Linked DNA regions of Homo sapiens: region 1 is linked to region 2. The links are chromatin loops, found by intact Hi-C in ENCODE. Cell type or tissue: thyroid gland. All regions are shown on one strand. Each heading gives the region's core, and the rest is flanking DNA. Links, peaks and the distances in the headings are about the cores only. Region 1 overlaps LOC105377506 (a long non-coding RNA gene). Region 2 overlaps GUCY1A1 (guanylate cyclase 1 soluble subunit alpha 1).

What was found. Peaks named below come from ENCODE experiments on the same cell type or tissue, not always from the same donor. Only the 100,000 strongest peaks of a DNase experiment are listed, where the experiment ranks them.
Region 1: a loop joins it to region 2, with 2.0 times the contacts of the local background. A loop is called at or near these places in 16 of 110 quality-filtered maps.

Annotation. Positions count from the first base shown.
Region 1 is chr4:155,743,367-155,746,292 of GRCh38, reverse strand. LOC105377506 (a long non-coding RNA gene) reads left to right here. Exons shown (of 8, transcript XR_007058484.1): 4 at 561-690. Among named protein-coding and RNA genes, the nearest start is that of GUCY1B1, 14 kb to the left of the region's middle. In thyroid gland, for the core only: no CTCF peak of the experiment used is centred there; no DNase peak of the experiment used is centred there.
Region 2 is chr4:155,677,762-155,680,687 of GRCh38, reverse strand. All of the region lies in intron 2 of GUCY1A1 (guanylate cyclase 1 soluble subunit alpha 1), which reads right to left. Among named protein-coding and RNA genes, the nearest start is that of GUCY1A1, 12 kb to the right of the region's middle. In thyroid gland, for the core only: no CTCF peak of the experiment used is centred there; a DNase peak (open chromatin) is centred at 1,157.

The sequences.
Region 1 (2,926 bases), core at 243-2,742, 66 kb before region 2:
ATCCTACTTGGAAGTTAATAAGTTAGCCTGCTGCATTTTGTAATGCTGGCAAAAACCGTAAGATTTCTGGGTCAGTGAGTAAAGAATGTATTACTCACAGCAACAGCAATAGCCAGAGTAGCCAGTTTCTTGAGTCCCAAGTCCACAGGGTGATGAAAAGAGGTCCAAGTAACGCCTGTCCATGCAGTAGGCTACATCACAAGAGAGGAACCCTGAACTTAGGGAACATGAATCTTTTATACTGAACAGTAAGCGTGCCTGCCCCTTGCTCCAGAAAGAAATACTATCTCTATCTTCCAAGACGATTTGCTGTACAAACACCCCAGGAAAGCTAGTGCAGAACAAAGACACTCAGAACCTCTGCTCATAAGACATGCATAAATATGAGAGACCACCTCCCAACAGTATTCTCCCCTAGTTTCTACACCATCTTGTCTTCTGGAGAATTTTCCCTTGGATACATCAGTCCATCAGCACTCTGATTAATCTGATCAGGAGAGCTGGGCCTAAATCTGTTCAATTTGGCTTATATAGCATTTAACTGCAGTTACTATCAACAGGACTTCAAGCAGTAGAATGAGGCCAACCTGCAAAACTGACCTGTCATGCCCTGCCTCACCATCTTATCCAGTCCTGGACTCAACCAGCTGAACTAATCCCTAAACCACCAAGTCTACCTTAGAAAAACAGGTATGTTTTTCCTCAAGTTTCTCTAGCGATCTTTCCACTTAGCCAAAGGCATTATTGCAGATACAGCAGGGTGTATTTGCAATTACACAGACTCCACCTTGGCCTGCAAGGGGAAAGTCTAGGGTGATTTTATTATCATTCATAAGGACCCTGGCCAGCAAGTTGTGTATTAGCTGAATGCCTTTGGCAGACAAGGTGGTATATTTAATCCCTTCAGCTAAAAGGGAAAATTTTTAACTGTGTGATTCCCATCACAGGGATAACAGCTTGCATTTTGTGCATAAATGATTAATTAGTTATTCCTCAAGGAAGCTTCTCTAGAGTTCAAGGATGGCTTCCCTTTGAAAACATCTCATAGTCTCATGCAGGTATCATGATCTACTGCTGGGATTTCCTTGAAGACACTTGAAGATCTCTTATCCTTCATATGATGGTTACTTTTATGTGTCAACTTGACTTGGCATCAGGGTGCCCAGATTAAATATTATTTCTGGGTGTGTTTGTGAGGGTGTTTCTGAATGAGATTAGCATCAAACTGATGGACTCAGTGGAGTGATTGCCCTCCCCTGCCTTGGTAGGGATCACCTGATCCATTTGAAAGCCTGAATAGAACAAAAGGCAGAGGAAAGAAGAATTCAGTCTTTTTTTCTCCCTCGTTGCCTGAGCTAGACCCTCTGTATTAGTCCATTCTCACGTTGCTATGAAGAAATACCTGAGACTGGGTAATTTATAAAGAAAAGAGATTTAATTGACTCACAGTTCCACAGGACTAGGGAGGCCTTGGGAAACTTACAGCTGTGGCGGAAGGCACCTCTTCACAGGGCAGCAGGAGAGAGAATGAGTGCTCAGCAAAGGGGGAAGAGCCCCATATAAAACCCTTAGGTCTCATGAGAACTCACTTACTATCATGAGAACAGTGTGAGGTAATCTGTCCCCATGATTTAATTATCTTCACCTGATCCTACCCTTGACATGCGGGGATTATTACAATTCAAGGTGAGATTTTGGTAGTGACACAGAGCCAAACTATATCACCATCTCATCTCATTGTTTCCTGCCCTTGGACTGGGATTTAGATAAACTCCCCTCAGTCTCAGTTCTTCAGATTTGGATTGAATTATACCACCAGCTTTCTTGGGACTCTGGCTTGCCGGCAGACAGCAGATTGTGGGACTTTTCAGCTTCCATAATTACCTGAGCCAGTTTCTCATAATAATACATATTTTTGGAAAACTCTAATATAGATTTTGGTACTGAGACTGCCTCTAAAGGAACATATTAAGGATGAGTTTTCTGAATTCATTCCAAGGTTTATGGAACTGGCTCTCTAATCTGATTAGATTTAAAGATACTGGACTCTATTTCCAGTAGTAAAGAGTGCAGGGATAGTCAGTGGCATGATCTGGCAATAGAGATATGCAAAATACCTGCACTATATGCTTCCAGTGAGCCACTAATAAGAAGTAAGGAGGTGGGAGACTTTGTATACGGTATTTTTGAAAGTTTCTGGAAAACTAATGCATATAACGACATAGACTGGTTTGTCCTAATGTCATTGGAAAAGTTGCACCAAAAAAGAATGAGCTCAGGGATTCAAATTCTCAGCCGTATAAATAATCAAATAGCTTCTATGGGTACCCTGAAAAAGACGCTTATCTCCTGTAGCCACAGGACTGAAACTGCTAAAAATTAAACACAAAACCTCATTCTGCAACTGGCTAAATTACAATGAAGTTGACTTTCCAGCTTTGCAGGATTTCTACACTAAAGTGAGGGCATCAATTGGAAAGAATGGGATTCTGTAAATTAAAGATAAAGACATGAGCAAAGATCCTGATGAAGCTGGAGACATTGAGTCCCTAAATTCTGATGAGTCTTCTTTGCCAGTGGAAGAAGTCTTCCAACCCCCACTGAAAGCGGCCTCCCCAGCCCCAGTGGAACTAATTCCCTAACCCCTGGCAAAGTGGCCTCCCAGCCCTCCATGACAGTGGCATCCTCACCCCCAGTTGTATTGGGCTTTCCATCCTTATCTGAGGGGTTAACCCTGCATTACCTGACAAAATGGTAATAGTCTCTCTGAAGCATTGCTATGCAAGACAATGCTGTTTCTTCTCAGGGCCCATCCGAACCATCCCTCTTTCCTTTTAGACCTATAACTAGACTCTAGTTTTAGCAGGCCTCTGAACGTGAGGTACAACATATGACCCATGAGGATGTGCATCACACTCTAAAAGAA
Region 2 (2,926 bases), core at 216-2,715:
TTCTCTAGCTTACTTTATTTTAAGAATACAGTATATAATACATGTCAATCAACTGTTTATGTTATCGGTAAAGCTTCCAGTCACCAGTAAGCTATTAGTAGTTAAGTTTTTGAGGAGTCAAAACTTTTATGTGGATTGTTGACTGTGCAGGAGTGTCAGTGCCCCAACCCCTGTGTTGTTCAAGGATCATACACATGCATGTGCACACACACACACACACACACACATATACTTAAAATTGTTCATGTAGGAATTCCCAGTGGATATACAAAATAACTAGAACTAAGAAGTAAATTAAGCAATGTTTCAGGATACAAGACTGATATACAAAATTCCATTATAACTTCTGTACTAGCCACAAATACTGGAAAATAATTATTTTAAAAACTCATTTATGATACTGTTAATAAATACTTAGCAATAAATCTAACCAAAGGCTTACAAGACTTTTACACTGAAAACTACGAACATTCACGAGATAAATTAAGGAAGGTCTAAATATATGGAGAGATATATACCATGTATAATATTGTTAAGGTACAAATTTTCTCTAAACTGGTTTATAGATTCAATGCAATTCCAATCAACATCTCAGCCATCATTTTAGTAAAAATTGACAAAATGAGGCTAAGATTTCATTGATGACATAGGATAGCCAAATTAATATTAAAGAAGAAAAAATAGCACTGAAGGACTTATATACCTGCTTCAAAACTTAAAAAGTTAAAGTAATCAAGAAAGTGAGGTATCAGTTTGAAAGGGGTGACAAAGAGATCAATGAGATAGAGATCCACAATTGTGTTTACAACAAAGGTGTCAAGGCAATAAAATCAGGAAAGAAAATATGTTTGTTTGTTTTTTAATAAAAATGCCATTGGAACAACTGGAAATCCATATAGAAATAGAAATAAACTTTTATCCACACATCATACCATATACAAAAATTAAATCTTAATGGACCATGCCATGGTTTGGATATTCGAACCTTCCAAACTTTATGTTGAAATCTAATCTTCAGTGTTGAATGTGGAGTGAAATGGGAGATGTTTGAGTCATTGGGCAGATCCCTCATGAATGACTTGGCACCGTTCTCACGATAGCCAGTGAGTTCTTGCTCTACTAGTTCCTTCAAGAGCTGGCTGTTACACAAAAGCCTGGTGTCTCCTCTCTCTCTCCCTCGCTTCCTCTCTCTCTCAGTAATCTCTGCACACGCTGGCTCCCCTTCACCTTCTGCCATGAGTGGAAGCAGCCTCATGCTCTCACTAGAAGCAAATGCTGGTGCCATGCTTCCTGCACAGCCTGCAGAACATTGAGCCAAATAAACCTCTTTTGTAAATAAATTATCCAACTTCGGGTATTCTTTTATAGCAAAATAAACAGACTACGACAAATCGTAAACCTAAGTACGAAAGTTACAACTATAAAACTTACAGAAGAAAACATAAAAGAAATTCTTTGTGACCAGGTTTGAAGCAAAGATGCTTAAATTTGAAAAAAAAAACATGAAATATTTAAAAAGAGCATGATAAAGTGGACTTCATCAAAATAAAAAAAATACTTTGGCTCTTCAAAAGACATTATTACATAAACAAAAACACAAGTCATATACTAGAAGAAAATATATGTAACACACAACAGCAAGGGAGTTTAATTCAGAATATACAGTTTTCCAACTCAGTAAGAAAATAAACAATTCCATTTTAAAATGGGCAAAACATCTGAATAGACAATCATTAAAGAAGGTATATAAACAGTCATAAACATTTCTTCATATGCTCAATATTATTAGTTATTAAACAAAAACCCATTAGAATGGCTAAAATTCTAGAGTTCAGCAATGTCAAGAGTTATTGGCAATGTGGAATAACTGGAAATCTCACAGATTACTGGTGGGAATGGAAAACAGTTTGGCAGTTTCTTAAAATGCTAGACATTCAACAAATGCTATTGTTTATAAGCAAAACTTGGGTAATTCACAAATCATCAGGAAAACTTGCAATGTGGGCAGAAAGGTTACCATAGTAATTACCATAGTAAGTAAAAGTGTGAACCCTCCCTGGCTACAAATACCGGTTCCATTATTAATTAAATGTATGACATTAGGCAAGTGACTTATCTACTCTGTGCATCATCCATTTTTTCATCTGTAGAACAGTGATGAGAATAGAACATTCCTCAAGGGATTTGATTAAAGTAATGCAGTTGTATTAATGCTTGGAATGTAAAATGTACCTAAGAAATGTTCACTATTATAAACTGGACTTGATATAAAATTATTGTAAAAACCTTTATGTTTACCTTGTTCAAGACACATTTGAGTTAAAGCAGCATTTCTCGAAATGTGGTTTGCAAACTCTTGGGGATGTCCTGAGACCTTTTCAGAGGATATGCATGGTCAGAACTATTTTCATAACAATATTCTAATATTATGCACCTTTTTCATTCTCATTCTCTCACAGATTGCAGCAGAGTTCTCCAGAGACTACATGACATGTGATGATGTAATCATTCTAATGGAATTTATATTTGTGTAGAATTTTCTAAATTAGTAGGTTTAAAGTATAAGTGTACATTTTTGGAGATTAACGCAGTTTGTTCTCAGAACTCTATTATTTTTCCTAACTATCAGTATACTTGTTATAATGTTTGTAATTTCATTATTGTCTAATAATTTATTATTTTGAAATCTTGAAGTTTTTCTTGGTCTTAAATGTAAACATAAGAAGTAATTCCACTTTGCTAATTTTTTATATAAACTTATTATTTTAGATTTTAATATTTATTCTAAGACCAAGTCTATTGATTTTTTCATATATATACATATATATATATTTTTGAAATGGAATCTCGCTCTGTCAGTCAGGCTGGAGTACAGTGGCACGAACTTGGCTCACTGCAACCTCCGCCTCCCAGGTTCAAACAGTTC